2 separate regions of the Homo sapiens genome follow, and region 1 is linked to region 2. A link is an interaction called in ENCODE POLR2A ChIA-PET data of the cell type or tissue named here. Cell type or tissue: MCF 10A. All regions are shown on one strand. Each heading gives the region's core, and the rest is flanking DNA. Links, peaks and the distances in the headings are about the cores only.

Region 1 (4,402 bases), core at 319-4,318, 56 kb before region 2:
AATTCAAGTTCTGTGAATTTAGGGAAATCACTTATCTCCCTCAGCCTCACCTGTAAATTAAGCACAATCCTGAGCCTCCTTCTGACCCAAGATCGTTCTCAGGGAGAACTTCTGAAGATCATCTCTCCCCATATTACCATAAAAACAATGTGATCAGGCTCTGTGCTTTCTCCCATTGAACTCTGCAGCCGTCCTCAGAAGAGGACATTCTCATTTCAAGCGTGGGGAAGCTGAGGCTGAGAGCAGTTAAGCAACCTGCCCAAAGTCACACAAGTCAAACAGCAGTAAAACTAAGATGCAAAAACCCAAACTGAGGCTCACATTGAAGCTCATGCTCAGTTTCTCATGCCCTTACTGTGAACCTGTTTGGGGGTTGTTTACTTGATTGCAACTTTGAAACAGCATTAGCAACAACTGCATAAAGAGGAAAACATGACTTTTTGTCAGTTTGGCAGGGACAATTTTATACATGAGCCCTTCTCCAACCTGCTGGAGACTAATGTAATTATACTAATTACATGTTGTTAAAAGGAAGTTAACTGGCAGGGCACAGTGGCTCATGCCTGTAATCCCAGCACTTTGGGAGGCTGAGGCAGGTGGATCACCTGAGGTCAGGAGTTCGAGACCAGCCTGGCCAACATGGTGAGACCCTGTCTCTACTAAAAATACAAAAATTAGGTGGGCATGGTGGTGCATGCCTGTAGTCCTAGCTACTAGGGAGGCCGAGGCAGGAGGATCACTTGACACCAGGAGGCAGAGGTTGCATGAGCAGAGATTGTGCCACTGCACTCCAGCCTAGGTGACTGGGTGACAGAATGAGACCCTGTCAAAAAAAAAAAGGAAGTTAACTAAGCTCCTTTCTCAAGGTAAAATGTTTATTTTTATCTCTGACCAAGCACATGATAGAAATTCATATTCAACATACTACGCATCAGATTCTAGAGGTCCTAACTCCCCTCCAATGTAACCCATTGCTGGAACTTTCTGTTTGACTCTCTAATAGCCTGACTAGATTGGCAGAGTACTTGAAGTATTGAAAAGTACCAATAAAAGAGGTTTGGGTCTTACTTGTGAAAACTCATGGAGGGCAAGACTGAGTTATAAGTTCCTAAAAGACAGATTCTTCAGAGTATGCTCTTGGGTCATTTTACCACAGCAAAATCACAAGCAGTTAAAACACACATGAAGGCTGGGCGCGGTGGCTCATGCCTGTAATCCCATCACTTTGGGAGGCCCAGGCAGGCAGATCATGAGGTCAGGAGATCGAAACCATCCTGGCCAACATGGTGAAACCCCGTGTCTACAAAAAATACAAAAAACTAGCCGGGCGTGGTGGTGGGTGCCTGTAGTCCCAGCTACTCGGGAGGCTGAGGCAGGAAAGTGGCATGAACCTGGGAGGTGGAGCTTGCAGTGAGCCGAGATTGCACCACTGCACTCTAGCCAGGGCAACAGAGCAAGACTCCGTCTAAAAAAATAATAATAATAATAAGTTTTTTAGCATGCCACATCATTCCCACCAGTTGGCCCTTTGTTCACAGATCTGGGTCAGGAAAACATTGCATGAAGTATCTGAGGACATAATGTGCTACAGACATGTTATATATCATACTGCTCTGTGATAATGTTAAGGAGGGTTGACAACAGTGATTGAAAGTAGCAGACAATTCAAAGATCTTTAACCATCTGATTTTTGAAGACACATACAAACACACACACACACACAGACACACATACATTTATTCAAAATGATTGGGGAAATGATGTGTGTTGGAAGAAATATTCCAAACTTGGCTCAGGTTTATCTAATATTTTATCATTAGCTCAAAAGAAGGCACTGAAAATAAACTTGTCCAAGGTATAAAACACATAATTCTGGAGTGTTACAATGACAGTAGGGAGTGTTCTGGATAGTTCCAACTTTAATAATAAAAGCCAGAAGTAGAATCCCAACAGGTTGGAAAAATGAACCAACCCAATGAGAAGAGTCCGTAAGTAGTGAAAACAAATGCATGTAACTTCAAGAATTCACACAATATGCTATGAACGATATGCTTCATATAAAAGTTATGCTCTATGGTGTGATGAAAGGTTTGGAATCAAAAAGAAATTTGATTCTTCCTCTTCCTAGCTGGGGATTCTTGGACAAGTTACTCAGCTTTCTGAAGCTCCAGTTTTCTCATTTATAAAACGGGATATGATAGTATCTTATTTCATAAGGTTACTGTGAAGATTAAACAAAATGATGTCCATACAGCATTTGGCATGTTACCTCTTATATAAGAGCTATTCAGTGTTAGCTTTCATTATTAATAGCATCAATTAATAAAGTCATTAATAATGTCATTTTTAGTAATGTGTACAAAGCACTTAATATAGTAGTTGGCATGCCATAAGCATTCAATCAGTGGTAGCCATTTCACTACTACTCTGCAACAATGATGATCATTATCAGTTTCAACTGAGCGCAAGGTTGAATCACCACGGTTGCATGGCTCTCCAAAATAATTATTACAATTTTTGGTTGCATTACTCAAAATAAAATGTCCAGAAAAAATAGTAGGTAAAGATCCTGCTACACTCTGCTTCCATATTGCTATATTAGATGCTGGATAATATGTCAAACAATCTTGTTTCTTTCAACTTAAGATTGTTTTTTAAGAAGAGCTAATATCACAGAGTACTAAATATATGCTAAGTAAGGCTATTAGACCTCAGCGATTACCCACGGAGGGTAGGATGTTTAGCCCTAGTTTATAAATGAAGATGCTAAGACTTAGAAAGGTCAAATTACTTTCTAAAGCCGGGTACGGTAGCTCATGCCTGTAATCCCAACACTTTAGGAGGCTGAGGCAGATGGATCACCTGAGGTCAGGAGTTTGAAACCAGCCTGGCCAACCCTGTTTCTACTAAAAGTACAAAAAAAAAAAAAATTAGCTGGGCATGGTGGCAGGCACCTGTACTCTCAGCTACTTGGGAGATTGAGGCAGGATAATCGCTGGAACCCGGGAGGTGGAGGTTGCAGTGAGCCAAGATCATACCACTGCACTCCAGCCTGGGCAACAAGAGTGAAACTCCATGTCAAAAAAAAAATTACTCTCTAAGACTCACACAGGTTGTAGGCAGCAGAGCCCAGAATTCAAAGCCAGTTCCATTTGCTTCATAAACTAGAGCTCTTTTGAACACACAGCACAACCTCTCAAGCTTTAGTCCATAGGAAAAAAATGCACATCTCATTAAAGCAACACAGAGTCTAATTATTTTTAATGTCATCATTGGTGATTCAAAAGGCAACAATCACTACAAACAGAAAAAAAAAAAATCTGGGTCACCTAAGGAAACAGAACAGGTTAGTTACAAAAGGTAATATTATCTATTACAGGTAGGAGTTGCTGGCAAGAGTTTGCCCTGCTGTCTGGCTGTGTTTCCTTCTGTGATATTTCTTTGTTGGAAGTTTATATGTAGAGACATTTTTTGAAATAGGGCGTTAATTGTATAAGCCACTGTGGAAGCACTTCTTCCATTTGGTCATTTAAAAACCTTTGATTTTATTAAAGAATGGTGATCTCTCCACATTTCCTACTATGCAGAATGAAAATATAGTCTGTAGCCAGTTATCCTTTTGAACAAAGCCTTGTTATAACTCTACCACTGGAATCTTCTATAGAGCTGTGCAATGTGGTTTTACCCATAAAACATACACTTAAACAATCAAGAATATATTGTATTTGGTACTTGGTAAAGGGTTTGCATTTTTTCCCCTGTTCATGTAATACACTTGGAAGATGGTGTTATACAAGAGGTAGTGATTCTGCATACAATGCAATGCTAATGTTTATTATCATTATTATTATTTCACAAAGTTTAGTTTCTTTTAGCCTATTGCCAATTGCTTTGGGGAGTACAAACACAGAGGCTCATTATATAAAATTTCCAGTGCAATCATATATATTAACTTAAGAACACTAGCTTTAGTAGTGTAAGGTTTAAATTCAAAAATGCTCCAGGGAGACGCCAGGTTAGACTAATGAATCAACAGAGTCATATATTTTGCCCTGCATTCTTTGGCAAAACGTGCTTCCTTTGGCACAAAGAGAAACATGCAGACAGTGAAAGCGGTCTTCTGGGAGTCCTGAAAACTGGCCTGAGATCATGGGTCAGGTGGTTTGTACTCTAGCAATAAAAGCACTTGACTTGTTTCTCAGACAATTATGAGCTCTCATTCTGTGCAGTTCCGTGGGCAGCCTTCCATAGGGTGATCAAGAAAGAGAAAGAACAGCCTCTGTTTTCAAGCTTTCTCAGCTAGAAAGCTTCATCTCCTTCTAACCTTCCTAGTTGAAATCAAAGGGCTAATGTTGCCTCGCCCAAGCCAGGGAGCCAGAGAGGCTGTGTGTCTTGTGGGTCC
Region 2 (4,402 bases), core at 197-4,196:
TTATTTAACCTAAGTAATAGATCAAATCCTACTCCTCTTACCACAGAGCCAATGAGTCAGGATTGGTATAGTTAGGCCAAGCCGACATTCTCCTATGTGGCTCTGCCTGGACCATTTAATAATTCCAGTTTCTCATTAAGATTATTATCTAATTATACAATATGTAAAACAAGGAAAGAGGAGCAAGGAGAAAGGCAACACCTGAGTGCTTAATTGAGATAACAGAAGTACTGAACGAATCTCAGTAATTAGAGCCATCACAAATGAGATGCCTAGAAAATATTAAATAGCATGGTCTAACAGTGTATTATATTGCAGGAATGAACCCTGCTATAATGACGTATAGGTTTATCACATTTTGAAACATAACCTAATTTTTGCTGTTTATTTTCAGTTTACAGTAAACATTTTTATTTTAAATGCAATATTCTGAGACTATAACTTGTTTTATTCTGCATAATCATCATAACCTCAATTAAGACTCTATTTTCAAATTTAATTTGCCATAAATGGTCATCTGAAAGTCTCAACCAAAATCAAAGTCATTTTAGGAAGGAGTCTGAGAACAAGGCAATCCTGCAGCACTAAACATTTCCTTCTAGGATTTCTCTAGTCTAGGGATTAGTAAAATAGGCAAAATTGAAATTATACCATTATTCAATTCACTCAGTACTTCTGTTATCTCAGTTAAGCACTCAGATGTTACCGTTATCCCTACTCTTCTTTCTCTCTCTGTTTTAGAATAGTTACTTTTCCTAGATATTGTACAATTAGATAATAATCATAATGAGAGAGCCACATAGGAGGCTGTTGGCTTGGCCTGACCATACCAATCCTGACTCATTGGCACTATGGTAAGAGACAGGATTTTATATATTGCTCAGGTTAAATAAAATAGTATGTCAAGTAAACAGGCCAAATCCTACCCACAGTTTCTTTTTGTAAGTTCCATGAGCAAAGAATGGTTTTTACATTTTTATATGGTCATATTTTAAATGGTTATATAAGTACATAAGTAACGCCCTTGATTTTTTCTTCTTGTGGCACGAAGTTGAAAATGGTTACTATCCAGTGCTTAATAGGAAAGAAATTGCTGACCCTCACTCTAGTCCCCCTATGACACTACGATCTTCATTCATACTAATGAAATGGAGTGGGGTTTTTGGCAGAGATAATTCTATGTGGAAACAGCATTGTGCATTCAACATACCCATTTCCTTTGCCTCCTAAGCATTATAGGAATTCTTTATTTCCCAACTGTTCTTGCAGTTGGGTGGGGTCGGTGTAACTAAGTTCTGGTCAATGGCAAGTGATCTGGCCCTTAAAGCATGCTGAGCCTCCATATACTTTTTCTCTCTTCACTTGTGTGCTATATGAATGTTCTACAAAATGTACAGCCACTAATTAGGAGCCTGGGTCCCCTCATCAAAGGAAGACTGCCCTTTGGATACCAAAGTATGAAGAGTATTGCAGCATAAACAAAAAGCAAACTTTTATTATGCTAAGCCATTGGGCTTTGGAGGGATTGTTTGTTATAGCAACCAATGTTACTTTCCCTGACTACTACAAGTATAACTGGTTTTTCAATATTACCATGCCTGATATTACCATCACGTTGTTAACTCACAGAAACACACACACACACAAAAGTGTGAGAACAGTATATCTTTCAATCTTTGTGAGTAACCAAAACATCCCTTTAAAGTTTTAATTATTTGGCTTTCATGGCCCCGACAAATAAAACCTTTATTCCAAAACACTACTTTTTGTTTATCACTTATTATGGATAAAAGTTGATGGTTATTTACTAAACTACAATTTCAGAATCAAGTTAGACCCCAGGTAAATAAAGGAAAATCTCAACCTTTATAAAATAACAACCACGCTAAATTTGCATTCCAAAACGTGTAAACAGCTCTTTCATGCTTATTCCTCTACAAAGCTATTTCTCATTTAACTTTCATCATCCTGTTTAGAGTTTACAAGTGAGAATCTTCAGATTTCAGTTTAGACACATCTGGCTCACAAATGAGGCACTACACCCTGAGTCATTGTGAAATCCTCGCCACAAGCATTGATGATGAGATCTTGTGTTTATTAGTAAAGACGTTAGAACCAGCCAGTCGCAAAGCTATTTTAAGTGGAGACATCTCTGATGTGGCATCTTAGAGGTGTCAGTTTGATCTTTCTCTGCTGAGGAATGGCTGGATTAAATTCCACTTCTAAATGCAAATTAATCAGTTTTAGCTTTCTTTCAGATATAATCTGAACTGAAGTTGTTGAAAGATTATTTCAACTACTCTTTAGTTATTAAAAAAAAAGAGTTAAAACTTCTAGCCTGTTGGATTTTTTCTTTATTTCACTGAGCTCTTTTGACTTCCCTAGGGTATAATTATATTCCTTGTGCTTTTTAAAAAATGCAACATAAAGCTAAGGTATTTATTATTTTTAAATCACTAAAAACAATTTTCATTAACAACAAATTTATTTCTCCTTTGTCTTACACCAAGCCTGACTTGCTCCCCAAAACAAAGTGAACAAAAAAAAGAATTTAAGGCTAAGCTTTTAAGAATGGATTGATAATGACTTTTGATTGCAGCAGACAAAATTACTGATTCATAGAGTTCACCCTGAGGACAGCCCTCCTCTAATATGGTCACAGCCCACTGCCCTGAGGGAGTTGGATGATGTTGACAAACAACTTGGAACAAAGTGAAGTAAATTCCCAGGAAATTAGATGAACTCATGTTTCCCCTTTCTCCACACATAAGAAAAAGATAGCCAACACACCAACATATTCTCAATCAAGAATTTTTCCCATTTAACCTCACAAAAATGACTTAGCATCTCCGTATCTTGAAATAGATTTACCCACAATTGGGAAAAATCTCATCAGGGACTCCCTGATGTGATGCACTGAGAAGAACATAACATTATCCAGGCAGTATCCCTAGCCCAAACACATAATCCGAAATTAATCCTAGAGAAACAAACATACAAATACAAACTGAAGGGCATTCTGCAAAATCAGCTGACCTAGGCTTTCAAAGAATGTTAATGGCACAAAAGACCAAAAGAAAAAGGAGGACTGGGAGATGTGGACTGTTGAAGACCGAAGGTGATAAACAGACATGACAATGACAATAAAATGCAGAGTGATTCTCACCTGAATCCTGGACAGAAAAGAGTCGCTGTAAAGAATATTATAGGGACAATTTGAACCATTTGAATGTGGTTTATAAGTTAGATCATATTATTGTGTTGATGTTAAACGTCCTGAGAATTATGCTGTGATGATGTAGGAGGATCTCCTTACTCTTAAGAAATACCTACTGTAGTATTTGAGGTGAAAGGTTGTATTTAGCAGGTTTCTCTGTGTGATGAACTACCCTATTCACAAGAGCAACCATTTATTTTGCCCCTTATTCTATTTAGGCTCAGCTTACCTGGGTGCTTTCTCTGGTTTCAGCTGTGTTCTCTTAAGCTCTCTTATGTGTCTGCGATGAACTGTAGGTCTACTAGGTGGCTCTGCTTCTGAGAATAGGCAGGTGTCAGCTGGGGCAACAGTGGTGACTAGGATCACTCCAGCAGGCTAGTCCTGGATTACCAACATAGCAGTGGGAAAGTTCCAATACAGAGACAGGCACACACACACACACACACACACACACACACACACACACACACAGAGAGAGAGAGAGAGAGAGAGAGAGACAGAAAGACAGAGACAGAGAGAGAGATTGAGAGAGAAAGGAGGCATGTAAAGCTTATTGAAACCTAACCACAGAACTGGTACAACATCACCTCTGCTGCGTTTTGCTAGTGAAAGTAAATCACAAGGATTCCACGGGTACAAAGCCAGCTTGTAAAAAGCCTGGAGACAATGGTGAGAAAACTGTGGTCATTTTAAACAGTCTACCACAAGGAACTACAGATGTTCATTCAATTATGCTTGCAACTTTTCTATAGCTTTCCATTTATTTTAAAGCAAAAAGTAATAGAGGATGGCGCAAGGAGCCAGACACAAAAGAGTATATACTGTAAAATTCAATTATATTAATTTTCAAAGGCAAATCAAATGTATGGTGAGAGAAGTCAGAATATTGGTAACTTTCAGGTAATTGGCTTCTGGGGTACTGGTAACATTCTGTTTCTTGATCGGAGTAGCAAAAATTCCATTTGGATATGCACCCAGGATACATGCTGTTTTCTATATGTACAGCATACTTTAATTTTTGAAAGTTTACTTTGAGAAATACAAAGCACGTTGGTCTTGGAAGTTAGGAAACCTGGGCTCTTGTCCTGATGCTGCTACCAAGTCCCTGTGCAATATTGAGAATGTCTATTTAATTCTCTGGGCCTGTTGCCTCAACTGTAAAGGAAGCTAAATGAACTCTGTGGG

What was found. ChIA-PET counts read pairs that join two places held together with the same protein. Peaks named below come from ENCODE experiments on the same cell type or tissue, not always from the same donor. Only the 100,000 strongest peaks of a DNase experiment are listed, where the experiment ranks them.
Region 1: POLR2A ChIA-PET joins it to region 2 with 5 read pairs; 2 of 35 experiments call an interaction of 5 or more read pairs at or near these places.

What each region holds. Positions count from the first base shown.
Region 1 is chr20:13,154,358-13,158,759 of GRCh38, forward strand. All of the region lies in intron 10 of SPTLC3 (serine palmitoyltransferase long chain base subunit 3), which reads left to right. It also overlaps a transcript of TASP1 not described here. Among named protein-coding and RNA genes, the nearest start is that of ISM1, 65 kb to the right of the region's middle. In MCF 10A, for the core only: no CTCF peak of the experiment used is centred there; no DNase peak of the experiment used is centred there.
Region 2 is chr20:13,210,876-13,215,277 of GRCh38, forward strand. It overlaps a transcript of TASP1 not described here. Among named protein-coding and RNA genes, the nearest start is that of ISM1, 8.2 kb to the right of the region's middle. In MCF 10A, for the core only: no CTCF peak of the experiment used is centred there; a DNase peak (open chromatin) is centred at 2,066.